Linked DNA regions of Mus musculus: region 1 is linked to region 2. Evidence: chromatin loops called from intact Hi-C (ENCODE). Cell type or tissue: heart. All regions are shown on one strand. Each heading gives the region's core, and the rest is flanking DNA. Links, peaks and the distances in the headings are about the cores only. Region 1 overlaps Xirp2 (xin actin-binding repeat containing 2). Region 2 holds the start of Xirp2 (xin actin-binding repeat containing 2).

Region 1 (12,538 bases), core at 2,518-10,517, 60 kb after region 2:
TGTGAACTTGTTTGACTCTATTGTCCCATCTCCTACAAGAAAATGGATTTGGAGGTGATAAACACTGGCTAGTTTTTCTTGAATATGTGCATGCTAACTAAATTTTTTTCCTCTGAAAAGTGATAAATTTTGAGACATATCTCAAATGCATTTATGTCTAGGCTATTGTTTCCTATCACCAATACCATTACTTGCTATCTCAAGTATTTTGACTTTGTCTTTCATACAAGAGAATTTTTTTTCACTTTACTCTTTCAGAATAACAATTGGTGGCAAGTATCAGAACCTAACATTCGTGTGGGCACCAGAATAAAAGCATAGTTTAAATGTCATCTTGACAAATGTTATAAAATCATAGGGATACTGACTTGATGGTACGTGTCTCATCCAAGAAGATTGGCCACTACTTTATGTTAGCCAGATACTGCAGTGTTAAAATATGAACCAGCTATTGTCAGATATTCACCTCTCAAAAGCAGAAAGAGGCATTAATATTTGTAATAAGAACTGATCCAAAATGTTAAAAATCACTACGTGGGACAAGTATGTTTAGAGGCCGGTGCCAGCACGTGAGCTTCCAGACAGAGACCTGCTTCCGTGAAAGTGATCACACTGCACCTCAGCTAAGCTCTTCCTGAATTCTTATGAGCTTTGTTCTTTTGATTTTAAGGGACTTGTTCTCCTCAGTGCTTCCCCCATCCCTGGCTCTGCCTCTATTCTCAATACCCTTTGCTTTCACTGTCCAATTGACATTAGAACACTAAAGGATGGTCTCTTGTTATTTCTCTAGAGATAGAAAGCTCTGTCACTGGTCAAGAGTCACCCTTTATTCCCCTGAGATTTCCCACCAGCTGTCTTGGGTGCCTCTTATCTTTCCATTCTGTTTGATGCTTCCATTAGGTAAAGGTAAAGCCTGACTATGCTAGGCATCTTGTCCCATGGAATTCTGAATCTCTGAACTTGCAGGAAGCAATGTGGATCATCTCCTTTCCTCCTAGAAGAAATAGTTTTTTCTTCTTTCTCATTGTTCTGTTCCTCGGTATCTTCAACACACCTGGCAAGTAGGAGTTTAAGAAGAATTAATGTATTGATGGGAATTTGCTATTTTATTCTCTCTTTCTTTATGCTCTGGTTCATTCATCATGTGAACATGTCTTTAATGGAAATTATGTGACAAGCATTTACCTCATGTCACTTGAAGTATACAAGTCCTTAACTAGGGATCGGAAACTATTCTCTTTAGGAAAAAAAAAAAAAAAACACATCCAGTGGTCTGCTTCATCTTAATAAAATGTCACATAACATTTAAAATATAAGCCCCAGATTTTCCACTATACTTTGTTGATTTCTGAGGCAACAGTTTTAAATTCTCTTTCCTGGAAAACTATAATAGAATTAGACTGTCCTACATATCTCTAAATCAATGAATACTTGTTGCTTAGTTTATCAGATGTATAACCTGGCATGCCAAATACCCCTGTGGGAAGCCATAAAAGTTACACCCTATATGTATAATGTAAGTACAAAAGATACAGTCAAAAGCAAGCTGCCATGAATTAATTTTATTCCTCACAAGGTTACAAATTGATACTTCAAAACTATTACCTCACTGTAAATATATCCTTTAATTCTTAACTTTTTCGTTACTTAACAAAAGTAATATACCTAAGCTCACTCAATTGTTCTTATTTTTAGCAAATATTTTTTTTAAAAAAAATCAAATCTCAAAAGTAGCATTAATCACTTAGGCATAAATAAAAATGTGAGAGTCCAATTTTACATAACTCCAAACACATGCATTCTTAGAAAGCCAGCTGAGCACATCCCCATTTTCTATATATTTTCACAAATTCCTATAATTCTCTTTATTTATGGCCTAAATCTTTAAATCACAGTTTTCCAAACTTTTATTTTTTAAATAATATTCCCCCTTTATTGAAAATAATTCATTTCAAACAGTATCTTCTGATCACAGTTTTCCCTCCCCCTACTCCTCCTAGTTCTTCTTCAACCTCGATTCCCATCTAGATTTACTGCCTTCTGTCTCCTATGAGAGAAGAACAGCCTTGCAAGAGATAACTACAAAACACAACAAAATAAAATATAATGAGAGAAAACAAAAAACAAGCATTTAATAATTGGATAAGGCAAACAAACAAAAGAAAAAGAACACAAGAGAAGGCACAAGAATCAGAAACCCACTTGTTCACACACTCACAAGTGCTATAAAAAATAGAAAAAAACAGAAAACAACAATATATAACGTAATATATGTCCAGTGAACCTGGTACAGACATGTCTAAGCCCTTGCTGCCTCAGTCTCTGTGACTTTATATGATCTTTGCTCATTTGATTTAGAGCGACTTACAAACTTGCTATCCTCAATGCCTAACCCCCACCACAGACCACACACACACACACACACACACACACACACACACAGCTATTACACTCTTCTCTTTCCTGGGGCTCCCTGAGCTCTGATGAGAGGAATTTGATGGAGACATACTATTTAGAGCTGTGTGTTCCAAGATGTCTCTGGCTCTTGGTGTAAAATCTGGCTGTGGGTCTCTGCATTTGTTCCCATCTGCTGCAGAAGGAAGCCTCTCTGATGTTGGTTGATTAAGACACTTATCTATGAGTCTAACAGAATAACATTAGGTGCCATTTTGTTACTATGTTTTAAAAGATAAGTTGTATTTGGTTTTACCCTAGGTCTCTGGGCTATCTAATCTCTGCTTCTTGGTCATATACACAATGTAGTATATGGGCAGCATCTCATGGAGTGAGCTGTAAGCCAAATCAGATGCTTGCTGGTCATTCCCAAAGCCTTTGCGTCACCATTGCCCTAGCCTATTTGTATGAAGGACAGCATTGTAGATCAAAGGGTTTGTAGCTGGGTTTGGTGTTTATTTTTCTATTTTGGTAATCTGCAGTGTACCTTACTGTATCAAAGACACTAGAACATAGAAGTGAAGGCTCTATGTAGGCACCAGCTCACCGTGTTGAATGAGTTGTGTGGAAGTTGTCTTCACCTATATGATCTTGCTGTCAGTTTATGGAGAACAAGGTATTGTCTTGGCAACGGCCTGAATTGTTTGTCAATTTCTATCAGAACCCTTTGGCCAACAGCTCAATTGTATGTAACTGAGTCCCAATACTGAAGTCTTTGTTTGTTGACAATAGATGACCAGCTGAGACTCTGTCTCCTCCATTATTTGAAGTCTTCATTAGGATTGCCTTTATATATTTAAGGAGGTTTACACTGAACGAGGTTTCCATACTACTCCTCAAATGTTCCTCAATTCTAGTTGTCTCTTTCCTTATTACCTCCCTAAACCCTAACTTCCCTCCTCTTTCACGCCTTCTCTTCCTAATCCCATATTTCCCCACAGACACATGCAATCCACCCATAAAATCTATTCTATTTTCCTCCCCCAGGGAGATCCATGTGTCTTCCCCTAGTTCCTCTATACCTAATCTCTTTGTGTCTATAAATTGTAGCATCTTTACCATTTACTTAGTGGCTAATACCCATATATAAACAAATACATATCATATTTATCTTTGTGAGTCTTAGAAAGCTATCTCAGTCAGACTGGGTTATCTCAACCAGAATAACTGTTTCTAAATCTGTCCAGTTGCCTGCAAATTTCAAAGTATACTTTTTTATCAACTAATACTCCATTGTGTAAATGTACCCCTTTTTCTTTATTCGCACTTCTGTTGTTGTTTCCAACTTCTAGCTATTATGAACAGCGCGACAATAAACATGGTTGTTTTAGTTAGGGTCCATTGCTGTGAAAAGACATCCCATCACCAAGGTAACTCTTACAAAAGACATTTAATTGGGGGTAGCTTACAGGTTCAGAGGGTCACTTCAGTACCATCATGGCAGGAAACATGGCAGTGTCTAGGCAGTCATGGTGCTGGAGGAGCTGAGAGTTCAACCTCTGATCAGAAGGCAGGCAGGATATAACTCTCTCCAATGTGGCTAGGAGAAAGGTCTCAAAGCCCATCCCAACAGTGACATACTTCCTCCAATAAGACCACACCTACTCCAACAAGGCTGTGGCACTCCCAGTTGTGTCTCATTGTACTGGATAATCAATGTGAAAATTGTAATAGTTCATGGACATACGATAACATGTATAATAAATAGCAAAATATATTTTCTTTATGAATTTGCAAAATTTTCATCTTTATTCACACGCTGAAAAAGATACTCACAAGAGGAAGTAGATAGGACAATGGCTTCTAAACATACTTGTACTTTTATCTCCAGAATTTTTTAATGAGTTAAATTATTTTACAATTCAGAATTAAGATCACAGATTAAATAAAGCTATCAGTCACCTGATTCTATGATAAGAAAATTCAGGTCCATTCCGATCAGTCTAGCATAAACACAAATGTCCTTAGAAGTTAAAGATGACATCAGAAATGTGATTGGGAGAAATAACCTTAGCTAGACAAAAGAGAAAGCCTTGACCAAAGGAAATTGGCAGCTTCTAGATGCTTCCAAAGACAAAGAAAGAAGGTCTCCCATAGGGCCTGTAGAAATGAGTTGATGCCTTTTTTACATCTGTCAACACCCAGTGAGACTTAATCAAAATTTCTGAACATAAGTGTAAAATAATTAGATAACACCATTTCATTGTAAATAACTATATTTACAGCATTGGGTTTTGGCAGCAGCTGGTACCATGATCCTGGTCCTGCTTTCCTCCTCCTCCTTTTGCTCCTCCTCCTCCTCCTCCTCCTCCTCCTCCTTCTCTCCATCTTCCTCCTCTTCTTCTTCCTCCTTCTCCTATTCCTCCACTTCTTCTTCATCCTCCTCTTCCTCTCCTCCTCCCCCTCCTCCTTTCTTCCTCCTCCTCTTCTAATTCTTCTTCTCCCCTCCCTCCTCTTTTCAGATTTATCTATTACTGAAATTACATTAATAAAAGAGTTCATTTTCAGGTGTTCCTTAAGAGTTGTCAGTCTGTTTATATGTCAAATTGCTCATCTTCAGGAGGCAATCCACAGCAGTCAAGAAATAATAAGAAGGAATGAACAAGAAGTTTCTAAAGGACATGGAACTGATGTCTTCAAAGCAGAAATGGTAATTACCTAAGAGCACAGTGATTTTCAAATGGCCTTCAGAACTGTGTAGAATTTCTGACTTTGCTATAAGCATATGCTTTAGTACATGTATTTAGTATAAATATACAGCAGTGTGTCTAACCCTGCTTTCCAGTTAGAAATATTTTTTTAAAATTAAACAAGCACCCTAAAAATATGCCTGCTGTTAGGGGCTGTTCACATATGTTCTGTTGTAACTTGAGTACACATTAAAGTAAACAATAGTAATAGTAGCTAGCATCCCTTGACGCATACCAAATTCTCAGAAGAAAAGCACTGTAAAATGCAGATTATATTCACTGCTCAAATCACCGAATTCTTCAAAACAATTATTCTTTTTAAATTGTCTTTAAACACAGATGTCACATCTTGAAAAGCACACTGAGGAAACAAAGCAAGCTTCACAGTTTCATCAATATGTTCAAGAAACAGGTAACAGCCTGGCACTGTTGGTCCAGCTCTATCTTTGTCCTTTGGGTTTGTCTGGGTTTGGAAGACTTTCAAAAACCAGTCCTCCCCACCAAGCAACTTTAGTAACTATGACTCATGTTCCCGAGGAGGGCTAGATAGCATTTCTGCATATAATTAGATTTTGTCTCTGGTAGTACATGTAATATTTTTTAAATAGCTCTTTGTCCATCAGGCCTATGATAAATTCACCTAAACTCCAAATAGTTGATAAGATAAGAGCTACGATTTTTTTTTTTACCTTGGGACCCAGAATAAAATTTATTGCTTATAAAGCACTCTGACAATAAAATTACCTACATTATATCAATATTAATAACAAATTGAGGAACTAATATATTTAATTCTCACCATACAAATAAGTGTTACGATTACATGGAAATTTCTAGATGTTTTCAGGAAATGAAGTGCAGCTCTCTACTTGTACAAGACTTGCTTCCCTGATAAGGTGAAAGGAAAGATTTAACCCTGCTGTGTCCAACTATCACTTGAGTCTTGCTGCTTACAACAGTATTCTACCTGTCAGGCTTGATGACTCATGCTAGTAACCCTGGCATTTAGGAAGTTCAAGCAAAAGGATTGCTGCAGGTTCAAGGCCAACCTGTGCTATACAGTAAGGTGTAGCCCAGCCTAGACTATACACAGAAATTTTCTCAAAATATTCAAAAGCAAACACACAAATAAGAAATGTAGGCCTCCATTACTTCTCTTGTTCTTTAAGATGTTTTGTTTTTACTGAGTGTAGAGTTGGAACACAGTTGCAGAAGTTTTGAAAATATCCCCATCCAGAAATAACCACTCCAAATATCTTTTAAGGTTTATTTTTATTTTTGTAGTGTGTGTGTGTGTGTGTGTGTGTGTGTGTGTGTGTAAGAGAGAGAGCAAAAGACACAGACATAGACAGAGACAAAAGAAAAGAGATAGAGATACTGAAACACAGATAGACAGAGACAGAGAAACAGTCACAGAGACAAAGGAAAAGGGACAGAAAGACAGAGACACAGAGAGACAGAAAGAGACTGAGTGACAGAGAGAGACATAGAGAAAAATAAACAGACTGAGAGACAGGGAACCCTAGGAGGCCAGAAGAGGGCATTGATCCACTACAGTTGAATTTCCAAGCTGTTGTGATCTGACAATATGAGTGTTGTGAAAATAAGCAGAGTTCCCCTGCAAGAGCAGCAAGCTATCCCAACTGCTATGCCATCTTTCCTGGCCCCTACTCCTACCTTTTTTTTTCTGTTTCTTCCTCTGTTTTTTCTGTATTTTTTGCTTCACTTCTACATTTCTAGCTGAAGTAATGTTTTGTGCATAAATCTGTCCTTTGAGTCTTATTCCTTAATTTACATTATAAGAAGTTTAATGCACAGCAGTTTCTCCTCAAATACCATTTTACTCACTATAGAATATCCCTGTTATCTACTTCTCTTTGTAGTCATTGATTCGCCAGAAGAAGAAGAGCTTCCTAAGGTTTCCACTAAGATTTTAAAAGAGCAATTTGAAAAGTCTGCCCAGGAAAACTTCCTCCGCTCTGATAAAGAAACATCACCCCCAGCCAAGTGTATGAAGGTAAGGTAACATACAGGAAAATATGAGGTGTTAGTGTCATACTTAAATGTACTAGAATTTTATGGCATTTTCTTCACAGAAAATTTTGAACTAGTTTTGATTCTGTTTCATAAAGAGAGTATTGATCTAAGAGGTAGAGTAAGATCTCTTCAACTACTGGCAAATATGAATAAAGAGAGTCATGTATGCTTTAAAGTCTCTACCATCAAATAAAGTAATTAAATTGATTTTAAATGCCAGGTGGTTACATGCTCTGTTTTAAATACCACAAAAACAAAACAAAAATAAAACTCCACAAAAGTATTTCAAGACTTTTTCTCTTTTCCTGAATATTTCTCTTCTTATCAAGTAAAGAAGAAATTTTAAGAATGTGTATAAATGTTAAGCCAGACATAGATACACCTTTAAGCTCAACACTTGTAGGAGGATCCCTGTGAGTTCCAGGCTTGTCAAAGCTACAAAGAGTGATTCTGTCTCAAAAAAGAAAAAAAAAGAATATGTATTAATGTTGAAATACTGGTTGATGGAAAAGCATTAAATTATTAAAAATTAGGATGATATTTATTAACACACAATGACTATTTTTCCAAGTAGGTTTAAACACAATGCATACCTGTTTTCCAATGAAGGCATCACAGCAGAAACCTGATGTGGACAGGTATAAGGTAGGGTTCAGGAAATCTCGATACTACAATCATCGTTTTAAGCTTTGATTTTCTCTCTTAAAGATTGAAAATGACATTGAAGAAACCTTAAAGCCATCATCGGCTGTGGGTACCTCTTCTTCTTATACTTCAACCAGGCAGAGGAAGGAAACTTCAACCTCAAGTTATAGTAATCACAGTCTGACTTCAACAACTCTGGCACAAGATAATGGCACTCCTTCAGGGAAGATGGAAGAGTTTCCTCCTCCCCCACCTGATGTTTGTCAGACACCAATGGATGTGACAGCATTTTCCCAGTCCCCTGAATTCCCCAGCCCTCCTAGAAGACTGCCAATGCCCAAAGATTTATACTCCAAGCAAAGAAATTTATATGAATTAAACCGTTTATATAGGCATATCCATCCAGAGTTAAGAAAAAACTTAGAAAAAGATTACATCAGTGAGGTTTCTGAAATTGTTTCTAGCCAGATAAACTCAGGGAACGCGTTATCAGCAGATGTACAAAAAGCTCGGTATGTTTTCGAAAATACAAATGACAGTTCTCAGAAAGATTTGAACTCAGAAAGAGAAAACCTGGAGTGGGATGAAATCCTCAAAGGAGAGGTGCAGTCGATTCGATGGATTTTTGAGAATCAGCCATTAGATTCTATCAACCATGGTTCTACAGATGAAGGGTACACTTCCAAAGGCATTGCTGACCAAGAACTAATTGCTGGAAGTGATGTGAAATATACAACTTGGATGTTTGAAACTCAGCCAATAGATGCACTGGGGATTCCTTCTGCTGGCACTGAAGGAAACACTGAGAAAATTCCTGAACTAGCTAGAGGAGATGTTTACACAGCAAGGTGGATGTTTGAAACAAGGCCTTTAGACTCCATGAACAAAATGCATGAATGTCAAGAAGAAACAGCATCTACTCTTACAAAGGATATAACTGGTGGAGATGTCAAGACTGTGAGATACATGTTTGAAACTCAACAACTAGATCAACTTGGACAGCTTCACTCAGTGGATGAATTGAACTTGTTACAACTCAGATCAGAACTCAAAGAAATTAAAGGAAATGTTAAGAGAAGCATAAAGTGTTTTGAAACTCAACCATTGTATGTCATTAGAGATGGTTCAGGCCAAATGCTAGAAATTAAAACTGTGCAGAGAGAAGACATTGAAAAGGGCGATGTAAGGACAGCACGTTGGATGTTTGAAACACAGCCTTTGGACACAATAAACAAAGACATCACAGAAATTAAGGTTGTTCGAGGAATATCCATGGAGGAAAATGTCAAAGGTGGGGTGAGTAGAGCAAAGTGGTTATTTGAAACTCAACCACTGGAGAAAATCAAAGAAGAGTCAGGCGAGGCTGTCCTGAAAACAGAAGCAGTCATAGGTACAGATGTTTCTAAAAAGTGTTGGATGTTTGAAACACAGCCATTAGACATTCTAAAAGACTCTCCTGATACGGACAGTGTATCACCTGAAGAGAGAATAGGAGGTGATGTAAAGACCACCAAACATCTATTTGAAACACTCCCAATAGAGGCTTTAAAAGACAGCCCGGATATCGGAAAGCTTCAAAAAATCACTGCCTCTGAAGAAGAAAAGGGGGATGTTAAGCACCAAAAATGGGTTTTTGAAACTCAACGCTTAGAAGATATTAGAGAAGATAAGAAAGAATACACCAGAACAGTGAGGCTAGAAGCAGTTGATAGAGGACATGTAAAGAACTACACTCATATCTTCGAATCCAATAATCTAATTAAGGTTGACGCATCACATCAAATTGAGGTAGAAGGAGTCACAAGAGGCACTGTGGAGTTGAATAAATCTCTCTTTGAGACAACCCCACTCTATGCCATTCAAGATCATCTTGGAAAATACCACCAAGTAAAGACAGTCCAGCAAGAAGAAATAGTAAGAGGTGATGTAAGAAGCTGTAGATGGCTTTTTGAAACAAGGCCTATTGACCAATTTGATGAAAGCCTTCATAAATTTCAGATAATTAGAGGAATATCTGCTCAAGAAATACAGGCAGGGAATGTGAAATCTGCTAGGTGGTTATTTGAGACCCAACCCCTTGATTCAATTAAATATTTTAGTAATGTGGAAGAAACAGACAGCAAAACTGAACAAAGTACTGATATTGTTAAAGGGGATGTCAAAACATGTAAATGGCTATTTGAGACCCAGCCAATGGAGTCTCTTTATGAAAAAGCTTCCTTGATGACCAACTCTGAAGATATTCATAAAGGTGATGTTAGAACCTGCATGTGGCTGTTTGAAACTCAGCCACTTGATGCCATAAAAGATGACTCTGAAGCAACAGTAAAACTGCAAACTGTGAAACAGGAGGAGATACAAGGTGGGGATGTTCAGACAGCATGTTTTCTTTTTGAGACAGAAAATCTGGACAACATACAGGGGGATGAAGGGAAAGAAAATAAGCCCTTGGAGATGGATATACAATCTGGGGATGTCTCTGGCATGAAGTTTAAGTTTGAAAATCAGTCCTTAGACTCTATAAATTGCAGTTCAGAGAATGTTCTAAGTAAGATCAAAACGCTAAAAGCCGAAGACATTCAGAAAGGCAATGTTCTAAAATGCAGGTGGCTATTTGAAAACCAACCTATTGATATGATAAAAGAAAGTCAAGAATGTGATGGATTGGTTAAAACAGTGACAGACGTACAAGGTGGAGATGTAAGAAAGGGATGCTTCATTTTTGAGACATTTTCTTTAGATGAGATTAAAGATGAATCCGATGGCATCAGCATGAGAGAAACAAATCTCGGGGAAATAATAAAAGGTGATGTGAAAAGCTACAAAATGCTTTTTGAAACACAACCACTCTATGCAATTCAAGACCATGAAGGGTTTTATCATGAAGTGACAACAGTTAAAAAAGAAGAAACAATACATGGAGATGTACGAGGAACAAGGTGGCTCTTTGAAACAAAACCATTAGACTCAATTCACGAATCAGAAGATGTATACGTTATTAAATCCGTCACCCAGGAAGACATTCAGAAGGGGGATGTGAGTTCTGTCAGATACAGGTTTGAAACTCAACCACTGGATATGATTTCAGACAAATCCCATAATATTGTGCCCACTGTTGACTATATTCAAGGAGGCAATGTGCAGATGAATAAACAATTATTTGAGTCTGAAGGTGGTAACAAGAAGAACTATGTAAGAACAGTAAGTGTCAATGAAATACAAAAGGGCAATGTTAAGACTTCTACTTGGCTCTTTGAAACTCACAGAATAGATGAGTTGGGAGAAGAGTCCAGATATGAAAATATCAAGACAGTCACCCAGGAAGACGTGCAGAAAGGTGATGTGAAGCAAGCAGTGTGGCTTTTTGAAAACCAGACTTTGGATTCTATTAATGAACTTGATGAAAATGATACCAAAATGACAAAGGAAGAAATTCCTCCGTCGGATGTCAAGACAACTACGTGGCTCTTTGAAACAACACCTATTCACGAATTTAACAAAACTAGAGTAGAGAAGGAAGAAATTATTGGTAAAAGTATTAAAGAAACCTTGGAAGACCTCTACTCTCAAAGAGTTGTTGAAGCTCCCGGAATTATCATTGAAGCTGATGAAGTTGGAGATGTCAGAATGGCCAAATACAAGCTCATGAACCAAACAACTCCTGAGATCCAGAAGGAAGAAGTTATCAGGGCTGATCTCGGAAACATCATGATGAACCTGCTTTCCCAAAGAGACTGCACAAAGAAAGAGATATTTGTCAGTGAAGAGGAGAAGGGAAACGTCAATTTTACTAAAACTCAATTATTAAACAGATCGATGGAATTTCATGCTGAAAAGGAAGAGATAGTGAGAGGGGATGTAAAACAAGCAATCCAAAAGCTGTTCTCAGAGGAAAGGCGTGCAAAGAAAGGCATATTAATTCAAGAAGATGAAAAGGGAGATATTAACATGACTATCTATTGTCTTCTTCATGAAAATGCTGGTGACAAGACTGAGAGAGAAGACATACTGGGAGGTGATGTGAGGCGCACCATTCATAATCTGTTATCTTCTGCATCAAATGGTAAGATATCCGAAAGGACAAAAATCGATGCTTCGGAGAGGGGAAATGTTCAGTTCTTCACAACATGCATCGAAACTGGAGCTTTGGATTACCTCAAGCAACTCCAAACAGGGTCAAATGAAAGCACACTCACAGCTAGCAAGCAGGAAGGAGAGGAAGAAATAATTGGTGGTGATGTTGAGGGAACAAAATTCTTACTGAAGAAAAGGCAGTCTTCCTTTGAACGTACTGTTAGTGAGACTGACATCATCCCAGGCGATGTGCGTCATACAGTTAAAGTCTTCATGACAGAGCCTCAGAGTTCATCTTATAAGACAGTGAAAGACGAGATTATAAAAGGTGATTTGAAATCAACCTTGAATTCTCTCAACCAGGCCATGAATCAGAAAACAGTGGCTAAAGCAGAAGAAATTGTGAAAGATGACAGGCTGGCCATACTCAAGTCACTTAAGGAGTCAGGGGACAGACAGAAAGAACCCAAACAATCTGGTGGCATGTCTAGAGATATCGGGCAAGCTATTGAGTGCCTCGAGAGGGCTACAAATACAAGGACTGAAATCTTGAAAAAAGAGCTGATATTAGATGATCTTAAAACATCACTAAGGTCTTTGAAAGAAGAACAGTGTGGTTTCAAAGAGGTTGATAAACA
Region 2 (12,538 bases), core at 2,193-10,192:
CCTGGCTACATCTAGTCTCTATAGGATTAGGTTCACCCTCTCTACCTGAGGCCAGACAAGGCAGTGTCCTCTGCTATATATGTGCTAGGCCCCTCAGACCAGGCTGTGTTTGTTCTTTGGTTGGTGGCTTAGTCTCTGGGAGTTCCCAGAGGTATGGGTAGGTTGACACTGTTGGTCTTCCTCTGGGGTAGCCATCCTCTTCAGCTCCTTCAATCCTTCCCCTAATTCTTCCATAGGGGTCTCCAAACTCCGTACAAACGTTGGCTGTAAGTATCTGCATCTGTCTCAGCCAGCTGCTGGTAGAACATCTCAGAGGACAGTCTTGCTAGGCTCCTGTCTGCAAGAACAACATAGCATCAGAAATAGTGTTAGAGTTTGGTGCCTGTTAAAGTCAGGTTAAGTGAACATACTGAATATACAACAGAATGTCAGCTAAGACTTAGGTGATCTTAAGGTATACTATGAACTAGACTGTGAAATCCAGGAAAATTTCAATTTTCTTCTAATGTAAGAGAACTTTCATATAATTGGTTGCCACACCTCTTTATGTGCCAGTCATCCTTGTCTCTGCCTTTGTCTCAAGGAATCCATTGTGTTATATATGTCCTTTTTTCTATTTTAATTGGCTGTTTATAAAAACACTTCCAGCATGTGTGTTCCTTGCCATTTTAACTAAAAACCTTCCTCATTATAGTATTTATTTTTCATGGATCAAATTAAAATATTCTCTAGGGTTTTTTTCATCCATCCACTCTTTATTAGAAGATTTATATATAATCAAATTCAAAGTATAGAGATGATCTACTATAAAGTGGTCAGTAAGAAAACCATTTTTTTTCTTATTGAGTGATAGGTCATTTGCAAATCTCTCAATGTGTACTCACATTGTGAGTCAAGAGGGCCTACATTTGGCTTATTAGTCAAGTGTTTACAGATGTCTTTGTCTCAGACAGCCCAGCTTACATTGTGTGTTGGCATGGTTATTAATAGTGCTGATTTCATTCTCTGAAGGTCCCTAGTCTGTATTGCCAAGTACATCATCACTCTACATAGATTATGAGAAATGATTTAAGTGAATCATATATACGTAACAACCTTATCATGCTTTCCTAGATTCATGATATAATTTTAATGTGATTGAACTTGAATGGGTAAAGGTAATTACCCAACTTTTAGCCACAATTCATTTTACTAAGCCTTTTTTTCCTGTTCAAAAAATGCCCGAATAGGTCAATATGGCTCCTATGGTGTTCAAAGCAGATTGCTTTGTTGCAACTAGCATTCAAGTATGTTATATATGCTGAGTAATAAATTATGTATTTTAATTATAAAAGTGTTAGATGGACCCCTTTGGTCCAGAGTTTTCAGTTATAGTAACTGAAATATAGTTGACCCAACTATAAAACAGGCACTTCCTGTCTGTATAAGGACCAAGTAGCTTACCTGCTGTCCTGCACAGAGAGCATAGCAATTGCTGGCATACACTAAGCCTTTGCCTCATTTTCTATTAATATAATGAAGATTTTGTTCCTCACAAAGCTTACTACCATGACACATAATAATGTTTGGAACTTTTTTATTTGATTTTCTAAATTTACATTTCAAATGTTATCCTCTTTCCCAACTTTCCCCCCTCCCAGAATCTTCCTACCCCATCTCTCCCCCTGCTTTTATGAGGGTGTTCCTCCACCCACCCACTCACTCACTTCTGCCTCCCAACTCTGGCATTCCTCAACAAGGTCATCCTGTGCTACATATGTGGCTGGAGCCATGGGTCTCTCCATGTGTACTCTCTGGTTGGTTGTTTAGTCCCTGGGAGCTCTGGGGCGAGGTCTGGTTGGTTGATATTGTTCTTCCTATGGAGTTGCAAACCCCTTCAGTTCTTTCAGTCCTTTCTCTAACTGCTCCATTGGCCACCCTATGCTCAGTCCAATGGTTGGCTAAGAGCATCTGCATCTGTCTTTGTCAAGCTCTGACAGAGCCTCTTAGGACACAGGCTCCTGACAGCAAGCAATTCTTGGCATCCACAATAGTGCCTGGGTTTGGTGTCTGTATATGGAATGGATCCCCAGGTGGGGCAGGCTCTGGATGGCCTTTCCTTCAGTCTCTACTCCACACTTTGTCTCTGTATTTCCTCCCTTGAGTATTTTGTTCCTCCTTCTAAGAAAGACTGAAGCATCCATACTTTGATCTTCCTTCTTCTTGAGCTTCATGTGGTCTGTGAATTGTATCTTGGGTATTCCGAGCTTTTGGGAACTTTTAAATTATAGTCAGTATAAATAATGTCTCTGAAAACATGTAACTAAGGAGTCAGCAGAATTAAGATCAATGCCCGTTGTTTTTCGCTTATTATTAACTTTATCTTTGAAAGAGTTACTTAATTTTCCTAATCTTCAGTTTTATTAGAAATAATAGTGTCAATTGCTTGATTTGAGAGCAAGATGAAATAAATGTAAATAACACAAATCAAATCTATAACATAATCCTTTTATATAGTCCAGATGTTATTTTTAAGGGAAAAAATAACAGAAATAAGAACATATATTAAATTTCTTGTACAGTACTTTTAAGAAAGATTTTAGATTCATAAAAAACTGAAGAGAATGGATGAAGTTTTCCATCCACCTCCTCCTACATAGGCCATATCATCACTGTCCTTAAGCAGAGTTGAATCTTTCTTGTGATTTTGATGAATTCACACTGACACACTTAGATGTCATAGGTCTATACATTAATATTCAAATTGTACATTCATTGGAATTGACAAGTGTATAATAACACACAACCCTAGTACAGTGTCATTCAGAAAGAGCTTCTATTTCAGCCTAGTCTCCCTCCATTAACCCTTAAAAACTTTTATTTTTTCATACTTTTGCCTTTTCTAGAATGCACTAACATTGAATCCATATAGTATGCAGATTTTTGCAGTAGATTTACTATTTGATTTTCCTCGATGTCTTTCTGTAGCACTGAATAGCATTCTAATTTCTAACTGTGCAAGATTGTATTGATCAGTGAAGGATAGATAAATTAATTCCAAATTTTGGTAAATACCTTTTTTGTCTACATCTCCTTGCAGACTTCTGGGTAGACGTGTCATTTTAACTTTAAGCTGGGCTATAAGTAAGAATACATGTGGCCTATAAACAACCAAGGATCGTCCTCTCTCATTGGATCAGGAGTGGGTAAAGGGTCCCAGTGCGCTGAATCTTTGTAGACATTTGGTATTTTCATGTACTGTATATATCAGTCATTTTAACAGTTATGCAGTCATAATTCACTCCTGTTACTTGCGTTTTTCTGATGGTAAATGGTGTGAAGTCTCGTCCACATGCTTCTCTGACATCTATAACCACCTCAGGTGATGAATGTTAATTTCCTTGGTTCGTTTTGAATTTTTTTAATTCAATTGTTTTAACCGATGTATATAATAATGAAAGTTCTACATATGAGTGGATATTGTGCAATAGCTCAATACATATATGCATTATAGAGGATTTAAATCAAGCTAAGTATGTTTATTTTAATCATTGTTTTTTTCATAGGTTGTATAAGTATTTAAATCAGAAACATTTTCCCTGAAAAGTCAAAAATAAAATAGAGAGGAGATCATTGTGAATGAAACCAGAGGAATTAAATCAAGAAACTAGTCACTAAAATAAAAAAGAGTTCATTTGAGCAAGAGAGATGACAAATCCTAACATCAGATATTTGAGCAATTTACCTTATTGCAAACAGTATCATTAATATCCAAATAAAATAATAAAAATAATAAAGTTGACCGCATTTATATATTAAGATCAGTCTCATAACTTATGATTTTCGATATACTGTCTCTTATGAACATGGTGCATTAACATGATTTTCTGAGAAATATTATGTTGGAGTAGTAATATTATAAGCACAATTAATTTATTTTCTCATTTAATCTTGGTAACAACCGTATAAAGACTCTGGAACGTACCCTAATTTAATCAAAGATGAATGTATTAGAATGTATATGAATGTTCAACTTGTCCAGGTAACAGAGCACTGTTTGTGTAAACCTGTGCTGAGATCCAACGTGACATGAGCAATGGTGAGGGGATCTTCCAAGTGATAAGAGCATTCTCAATGAAGAAACACACGTCACAGTTGCAGACTGGGTACTTGAGATATAGTTAGTACAAGTGTGGAACTGAAAATTAAAATTTCATTAAATATTAATAATTTAAATTTCTGGTGACCACATGCCTAGCAATGACCATACATACTGGTCAACAAATCTTGAGATAGTTTACACTGGAAAATCTTGTGGAATACTCAGGACCATTGAGTAAAGATTTTTGTAGAGATAAGAAGCTGCAGTATCACTAGTTGCACTACTTTTAATAAAAACCTGTAGATGAAAAAAAAAAACATATATGCTTATATTCATTGATCATAGTATGGTCAATTGTAAGCTCAGTTATGTTTTGCAATTAGCAGTGTAAAAGTAAGATGCTTTCTTCAAGTTGCAGACAATTTCCTTTGTTTGTTTTGGTTTTTTGTGAGTCCAGCTGCATAGGACACACAGGGCACAACTCTGGGAAGTTATAGAAGAGTTGAAAGGTTGGTGAGCAGGATTCTTCATTCTAACGCATTCTAAAGAATGTGGCATTATGAAGCTGAAGGGTAATATCAGCTAACTTCCGTCTCCATTTGGGCTAGCAGAGTCTACTGAGAAAGTACAGTGGCAATGGTATGTAATAGAATTCTCTCAAGAGCACATAAGATGAATCTTTCCCTGCCTGATCTATCTTGCCCTTTCCTACTAAACACTACAGTATGAGTGCTTTATGAGGGAAGACTTGAAAAGCAAACATTGCTTTACACACCGAGAATATGAAAATTGTAAATTAAAAAAAAATCTATGATGATCCCAGGGTGATCCTCCAATATTTCAGTCTGTAGAATCTGAGATAGGAGGATCCAGCCCATTGCACATAGGAAACACCTACTTCCTATAGAAAAGAAAAGAAAACAAGAATCAAAGTTCCCTTCTGAAGATTTCAAGTTAATTATCACTATCCCAAACAGAATAAATAAGATCAACTTTTTGTGTGCTTTGTTTTCAAATCCTTTACTCTTAAGTGAGTAAAGGTATCTTTTAAAAGCAAGCAATTGAAGTCCTTTAATAACCCCACTTTATTCATTATTTATTTCTCAGAATATGTTGAGAAGTTCAGACTTTGGTGTGATAGTGGCTATGGAAGGGAGTTTGAGTGACTGCACATGTGTCAGAGCCATGCATACATTTCTCAGGAGAGTACTAAGCAGTATGACCTCAGAGACTCACTTCTGAAAGGAGTGGTTGACTCAAGCCCCACCTAGACAGAGCTCAGTTCCTAAAAATAGGTGCTAGGTTGCATCCTTTGGACACAGGGCTAAAATAAATTCAGCAGCCCTGCCTGCTTGCCTCATAGACTCTTCGGTGGAGCTGGTCTCCACTCTGCTGGTTGCTTTCAGGGGACTGGGAAATTTGCTGTGTGTCAAACAGGGAGGAGCCTTTCAAGTGAAGAGTTGCAAATCCATAGAGCATTTCTACGGAGCTAGGGTCAATTCTGGTACAAAGGTATGTGTAATAGAGTCCCGTGTGTGCCAAGGTTATAAAATGTTCGACTCTTACTGAAAGAGCAGTGAAGACTGAAAGTCAAATGTCATTATATAAAAGAAAATTGATCAAGTTGGATTTGTTCTTAGAATTGTGCTTAGCACTGTTGGATATGAAATTTAGAACCTCATGTGTTAATCTCTCTCCAATAAATTATTTTAATGTTTAATCTTAAAGAATAATGAGCTTAATAACCAGTCACAACTTAAAAGTTATCCTACAATTTACAGCCAGAAGGGAAACTGAAAAATGCTTTGTCTCTCATGTGCGCAGAGAGAAAAATATACAGATTAAGAAATGCGAATGATATTTCATGAAGCTTGATGAGGAAAAAGGGGAGCCTGAAACGTTTTCAAATGTTTCAGCACACTCTGAGAAATGCAGGAAAGTTATTGCTTCTCAGTCATAGTTTGATTTTTGTAGATCTTGCTCTAGCTGCGGGCTTATGTCCTCTGGGAGTCTTACTGAAGTTAAGGATTAAAGAATCAGGTTCTTCCATGTTTTTCAGAATTAAGGAAAGCACTTCCAGTTGGATCTGCCAGCCCTAATTACGGTAACTGCAAACTCAGAGTATACTGAGATAGTGCTTTGAGGGTATCATGCCCTATATACACTTTCAAATGTATTTTTTTTTTCTGTCTTCAATTGCCCATGAACATGTTAATTTGGTCCTGTTGTGCTGTGTTTGGATGCTAAGAGACTGAAGTGATTTGGGAGTGACAGTCTAAGAGATTCTCCTAAGACATGGTGGGAAAGCAAGGACTCTCTAAGGTTGCATAATGCTGGGTTTAAATTTAGCCAGCTGGTGTTGAACTGAAAGATATTTTATTTTTACCAGAGCTCAATTTGGTCACTGACGGAGCTGTTGGTTGTTTGACACATTTTAAAATTTTGTGTTAAGGTGTCAAAAGACAAGTTAAATATTTACTTCAACTGTATTCAGAGTTATGGATTATTTTTTAATGAAAGGATACCTGTTGATAGTTTTAGACAATATAAAAGGGAATGGAAAATGTTGGGGCAGAAATCAGAAATTCTGCATTGTATGTTTAAATATCTCTCTGCTTCTTCGCTTGATATTTGAGTATTTTCCCTTCTTGGTATCCACGCATCAGCTAAGAACTAGATCCGTTTTTAAATATCACTCAGAGCTTCGCATGGCTGCAATGTGGCAAACTGCCCGCTGCCTGGAGGGAAGACACAGTCTGGCTTTTAGTTGGAACGGGGTTTCTTTCATCCAGGAGTGGGCGGGCGTCTTTTAGGTGTAGCTTCCTCAAGTTTCTGAAAAACGAAAGTCGACATTCTCTAATGATCACGGGAGCCATAGCTTCAGAAAAGGTCCCCGAAAAAATGTCAGCACAGGTGCCTGCTGTCTCCTGTGATTACAGAGAACAGGAAAGCTGCCTTCATGCAGGTCTGCTTTTTCAGAGAAAGTCCAACTTCAGAGATAATTCGCTGCTATTTACAAAAGTTCTGTCCCTGCTGTTTATTCCATTCCAGATTTCCAACTCTTACTTTGGATTTGCCAAATTTGAAAAAAATTAAAAACTTCGATGTAGCAACTTTGTTTTTTACCTAGTTGAAAACTGTTAAGCTCAATGGAAGAATTTCAAGTTTGAGTTTGTTGTTCTCCTCCCTCCCACTTGGGTGCTCTCTCTCTCTCTCTCTCTCCCTCTCTCTCTCTCTCTCTCTCTCTCTCTCTCTCTCTCTCTCTCTCTCTCTCTCTCACACACACACACACACACACACACACACACACACACAGACTCATCAGTTTATGTATTAAAGGAGTCCACTGATAAGGTCTGTTTGATAGCAGGGAGTCTATAATTTACAAGGCAGGGTTGACAATAAGAAAATGGCAATATAGTTCTAAGACTTTTTGATTAACAATCTGTGTGAGATAGGGTTTAATATAATTACCATGTCCTTTTTTTATTTGCATCTCATCCAGACTTTTGAAAATATCCAAGTTACCCTTTGAAACTTAATTAAGTTGTAATTTGCTTTTTTTTTTCTCATTTCCTTAAAAGAAATTGGTTCATTCAACTGATGCACTCATCCTGTGCTGAGTGTTGACAAGCTTCACCCTTTTCAGATCCAAGGCAGCCTTGTCTAGAACACTGATCTATTCCACGTGAATACATGTCCATATATGGTTGCATTGGGTGTTTCCATTTCCATTTCCTGATACTACTTACAGAACATACATTGCAACCTTTCCAATTACAGACAGTTCTTCTATTTCCCTAACTCCACTGAGCAGCCCACAGACTCGATCCAATTCTGGCACTACTGCTTCACTTTAGCAAGTTCGCCAGAATATACAGACTGGATCAGAGTAATCTGCCTAGGATAGCAGCTGGAATTGAGAGCCCAGCCTTCTGGCCCTTTCTCCTAACAAAACTAGACCTTCCTCCCGTCTGATAATTAATGAAAATGCCTCAAAACACTCTGCTTACCATCATAGTTATGTTGTGAAGGATACAATTACTCTAATATAGAGATGTCCATGGCAAAGCACTGGGGGAAAGGTGGGGTCATAGTTCCTTACCCAGGCCACTCCTGAAAGTAAGGGATCTCTGGAGCAAACAGGTTTATTGAAATGGGAATAGTGTTAGTCTGAGAAGGCCCATGCTCAGGGACAAATTCTATATCCACCAGCTTCAAGGGTAGGTAGAAAGTCTGTGGAAGCTAAAGACTTTCAAGCAAAATATGGAAAAAGGGAATTTATGTGTATTTCTACTCAGCCTACACTGGTATTAGTTATTGGAGGAAGTTTTGAGATAGGACAGGCCACAAAAAGAAGTATCTATTTATTCTGAAAGGCTGGAGTACTAAATAGCTAGAATGGGCTTCTAAAAGGTAACCACTTGGGATTTGGAATCAGGCTATTATTATTATTATTATTATTATTATTATTATTATTATATTAAAATATAAAACTATATATTAGCATGATTATTGAAATTTAACATAAACATTAAATATGTTATGCTTTCAATAAATCATATATTAAATATATATGGGGATATGGAATATATTTCATTGATAGATAACAGATAGAGATAGAGAGAGATGGATAGATAGATAGATAGATAGACAGACTCACTTTTGTTTCTTTTCATACTGTGTTTCTTTTTTTTTTTTTTTTTTTTCCATTTTTTATTAGGTATTTAGCTCATTTACATTTCCAATGCTATACCAAAAGTCCCCCTTACCCACCCACCCCCACTCCCCTACCCACCCACTCCCCCCCTTTGGCCCTGGCGTTCCCCTGTACCGGGGCACACAAAGTCTGCGTGTCCAATGGGCCTCTCTTTCCAGTGATGGCCGACTAGGCCATCTTTTGATACATATGCAGCTAGAGTCAAGAGCTCAGGGGTACTGGTTAGTTCATAATGTTGTTCCACCTATAGGGTTGCAGATCCCTTTAGCTCCTTGGATACTTTCTCTAGCTCCTCCATTGGGAGCCCTGTGATCCATCCATTAGCTGACTGTGAGCATCCACTTCTGTGTTTGCTAGGCCCCGGCATAGTCTCACAAGAGACAGCTACATCTGGGTCCTTTCGATAAAATCTTGCTAGTATATGCAATGGTGTCAGCGTTTGGATGCTGATTATGGGGTGGATCCCTGGATATGGCAGTCTCTACATGGTCCATCCTTTCATCTCAGCTCCAAACTTTGTTTCTGTAACTCCTTCCATGGGTGTTTTGTTCCCACTTCTAAGGAGGGGCATAGTGTCCACACTTCAGTCTTCATTTTTCTTGAGTTTCATGTGTTTAGGAAATTGTATCTTATATTGTGGGTATCCTAGGTTTTGGGCTAGTATCCACTTATCAGTGAGTACATATTGTGTGAGTTCCTTTGTGATTGTGTTACCTCACTCAGGATGATGCTCTCCAGGTCCATCCATTTGGCTAGGAATTTCATAAATTCATTCTTTTTAATAGCTGAGTAGTACTCCATTGTGTAGATGTACCACATTTTCTGTATCCATTCCTCTGTTGAGGGGCATCTGGGTTCTTTCCAGTTTCTGGCTATTATAAATAAGGCTGCTATGAACATAGTGGAGCATGTGTCCTTCTTACCAGTTGGGGCTTCTTCTGGATATATGCCCAGGAGAGGTATTGCTGGATCCTCCGGTAGTACTATGTCCAATTTTCTGAGGAACCGCCAGACTGATTTCCAGAGTGGTTGTACAAGCCTGCAATCCCACCAACAATGGAGGAGTGTTCCTCTTTCTCCACATCCTCGCCAGCATCTGCTGTCACCTGAATTTTTGATCTTAGCCATTCTCACTGGTGTGAGGTGGAATCTCAGGGTTGTTTTGATTTGCATTTCCCTGATGATTAAGGATGTTGAACATTTTTTCAGGTGCTTCTCTGCCATTCGGTATTCCTCAGGTGAGAATTCTTTGTTCAGTTCTGAGCCCCATTTTTTAAGGGGGTTATTTGATTTTCTGAGGTCCACCTTCTTGAGTTCTTTATATATGTTGGATATTAGTCCCCTATCTGATTTAGGATAGGTAAAGATCCTTTCCCAGTCTGTTGGTGGTCTTTTTGTCTTATAGACAGTGTCTTTTGCCTTGCAGAAACTTTGGAGTTTCATTAGGTCCCATTTGTCAATTCTCGATCTTACAGCACAAGCCATTGCTGTTCTGTTCAGGAATTTTTCCCCTGTGCCCATATCTTCAAGGCTTTTCCCCACTTTCTCCTCTATAAGTTTCAGTGTCTCTGGTTTTATGTGAAGTTCCTTGATCCACTTAGATTTGACCTTAGTACAAGGAGATAAGTATGGATCGATTCGCATTCTTCTACATGATAACAACCAGTTGTGCCAGCACCAATTGTTGAAAATGCTGTCTTTCTTCCACTGGATGGTTTTGGCTCCCTTGTCGAAGATCAAGTGACCATAGGTGTGTGGGTTCATTTCTGGGTCTTCAATTCTATTCCATTGGTCCACTTGTCTGTCTCTATACCAGTACCATGCAGTTTTTATCACAATTGCTCTGTAGTAAAGCTTTAGGTCAGGCATGGTGATTCCACCAGAGGTTCTTTTATCCTTGAGAAGAGTTTTTGCTATCCTCGGTTTTTTGTTATTCCAGATGAATTTGCAAATTGCTCCTTCTAATTCGTTGAAGAATTGAGTTGGAATTTTAATGGGGATTGCATTGAATCTGTAGATTGCTTTTGGCAAGATAGCCATTTTTACAATGTTGGTCCTGCCAATCCATGAGCATGGGAGATCTTTCCATCTTCTGAGATCTTCTTTAATTTCTTTCTTCAGGGACTTGAAGTTTTTATCATACAGATCTTTCACTTCCTTCGTTAGAGTCACGCTGAGATATTTTATATTATTTGTGGCTATTGAGAAGGGTGTTGTTCATACTGTGTTTCATGTCTCTGCTAAAATTAAAACAAATTATCTAAAAGGGAACATGATCACACATGCTGTAAACACTCAAAAAGTAGCAGTTACCTTATGCTTGGGTTTTACCCAGTGTTTGTGTGTCTTCTCTGTAAGATGAGATCTGCTCCCTCACCATGGCTGGTTTGTCTTTGCAAACATGCCATTTCTCATTGCTCTTTTTGGCAAGCTCTCAAGTCCATCTTTTCCTTTCATGTTTTTCTAATTAGACAAAATATTTCTGCATTGCCTGGATGTGTCTGATTGCTGAAAAGTATATAATTTCCAGAGTGCTTCAGGTATGCATATCATAGAAAATAAGCACAACATGAAAATTTACTGTGGGGACCTTTTACTCTTTTGGGAAGATCCAATGATATCTTTCCCCATGTTGGAATACATTGTCATAGATGGTCTTACATGGTAATTACTAGATTTAATAATTATGTCACAAGTTCAGTATGTTTTAAGACATGGATTAATATTATAGCTTCCAACCACATGTTTGGTGTTTGTCAGAGTTCAGTAATTATACAGCAGGGGACTGCCAGGTTTGGGGTTAATCAGAGAAGATGTACCTAACCCGCAAGATTCTAACTGTGTTGAACTTAGTCCCAGGTAGACTTCATATTTTCAAGTACCTAGGGTTTGACTGGACAGACTCATGATTGAAGAACTTAATGCATTATAACTTCAACAGCAGCAGATTTGGGTTTTGCTTCTTTTAAGTCAACACCGACATAAGAATTCATATTTATGCTAACTACCCAGATAATTAAAAGCATATGAACAACCAACTACATCATTAAATGTGTCAGGAAAGCAATGAAAAATGTTTTTGTAAAGTGAAAGCTCCCCTAATGTTTGTGTTCGGTATTTTTTTGAAGTTATGCATGTCTCTCAGACTGCTCTAGTGAAGTGAGTCTATTCCCAGAAATGGAGAGATGATAGTGAGTTCCTTCACATTCATAAACGTTCTCAATTGTATCTGCAAACTTCTCCTAGATCTGTTTCCTAGCTTTGCGTCTGCTTCTGCTGCATACAGAGGCATGCCCCTGCATACTTCTGAGGGCAAAGGGTAGAAGGTGGGTGTTTCTCTGCTAGGCAAGATCCAGCAGGAATCACCATTGGAAAGCAAGCAGTGCAGCAGATGATAACGGCAAGCTACCAGCAAGTCAGTGGGTAGAACTTTCTCTGAGCTGCTCCTTCCCAAGGTGCTCATTTAAAATGCAGTACTCCATGAGAGCCATGACTTATTTAGTAGGTGACAGCCACTGTGTCCTGTAGGAATGCAGGACATTTATTTTTAGGGATGGAGTTGTGTGAGCATGTCTGCTTTCACCCACTGACTCATTCTGGAGCCGATATATTCTCAAGATTCATCATTGCTGTATGTCCACATTTTTCTATATTTTTGATATTCTTGATCAAAAATAATTTAGCTCTTCAAAGAACTATGGGTAGTGCTCAAATAATAGCCATCATCTATAATAATA

Evidence for each region. Hi-C counts contacts between places; a loop is a spot of excess contacts. Peaks named below come from ENCODE experiments on the same cell type or tissue, not always from the same donor. Only the 100,000 strongest peaks of a DNase experiment are listed, where the experiment ranks them.
Region 1: a loop joins it to region 2, with 2.7 times the contacts of the local background. A loop is called at or near these places in 2 of 42 quality-filtered maps.

The regions. Positions count from the first base shown.
Region 1 is chr2:67,500,020-67,512,557 of GRCm38, forward strand. It overlaps Xirp2 (xin actin-binding repeat containing 2), which reads left to right. Exons shown (of 9, transcript NM_001024618.2): 4 at 5,015-5,104; 5 at 5,484-5,556; 6 at 7,028-7,161; 7 at 7,890-12,538. All of the region lies in intron 1 of Gm13601 (a long non-coding RNA gene), which reads right to left. Among named protein-coding and RNA genes, the nearest start is that of Gm13601, 10 kb to the right of the region's middle. In heart, for the core only: no CTCF peak of the experiment used is centred there; no DNase peak of the experiment used is centred there.
Region 2 is chr2:67,440,562-67,453,099 of GRCm38, forward strand. It overlaps Xirp2 (xin actin-binding repeat containing 2), which reads left to right and starts at 5,441. Exons shown (of 9, transcript NM_001024618.2): 1 at 5,441-5,593. In heart, for the core only: a CTCF peak has its summit at 5,468; a DNase peak (open chromatin) is centred at 5,440.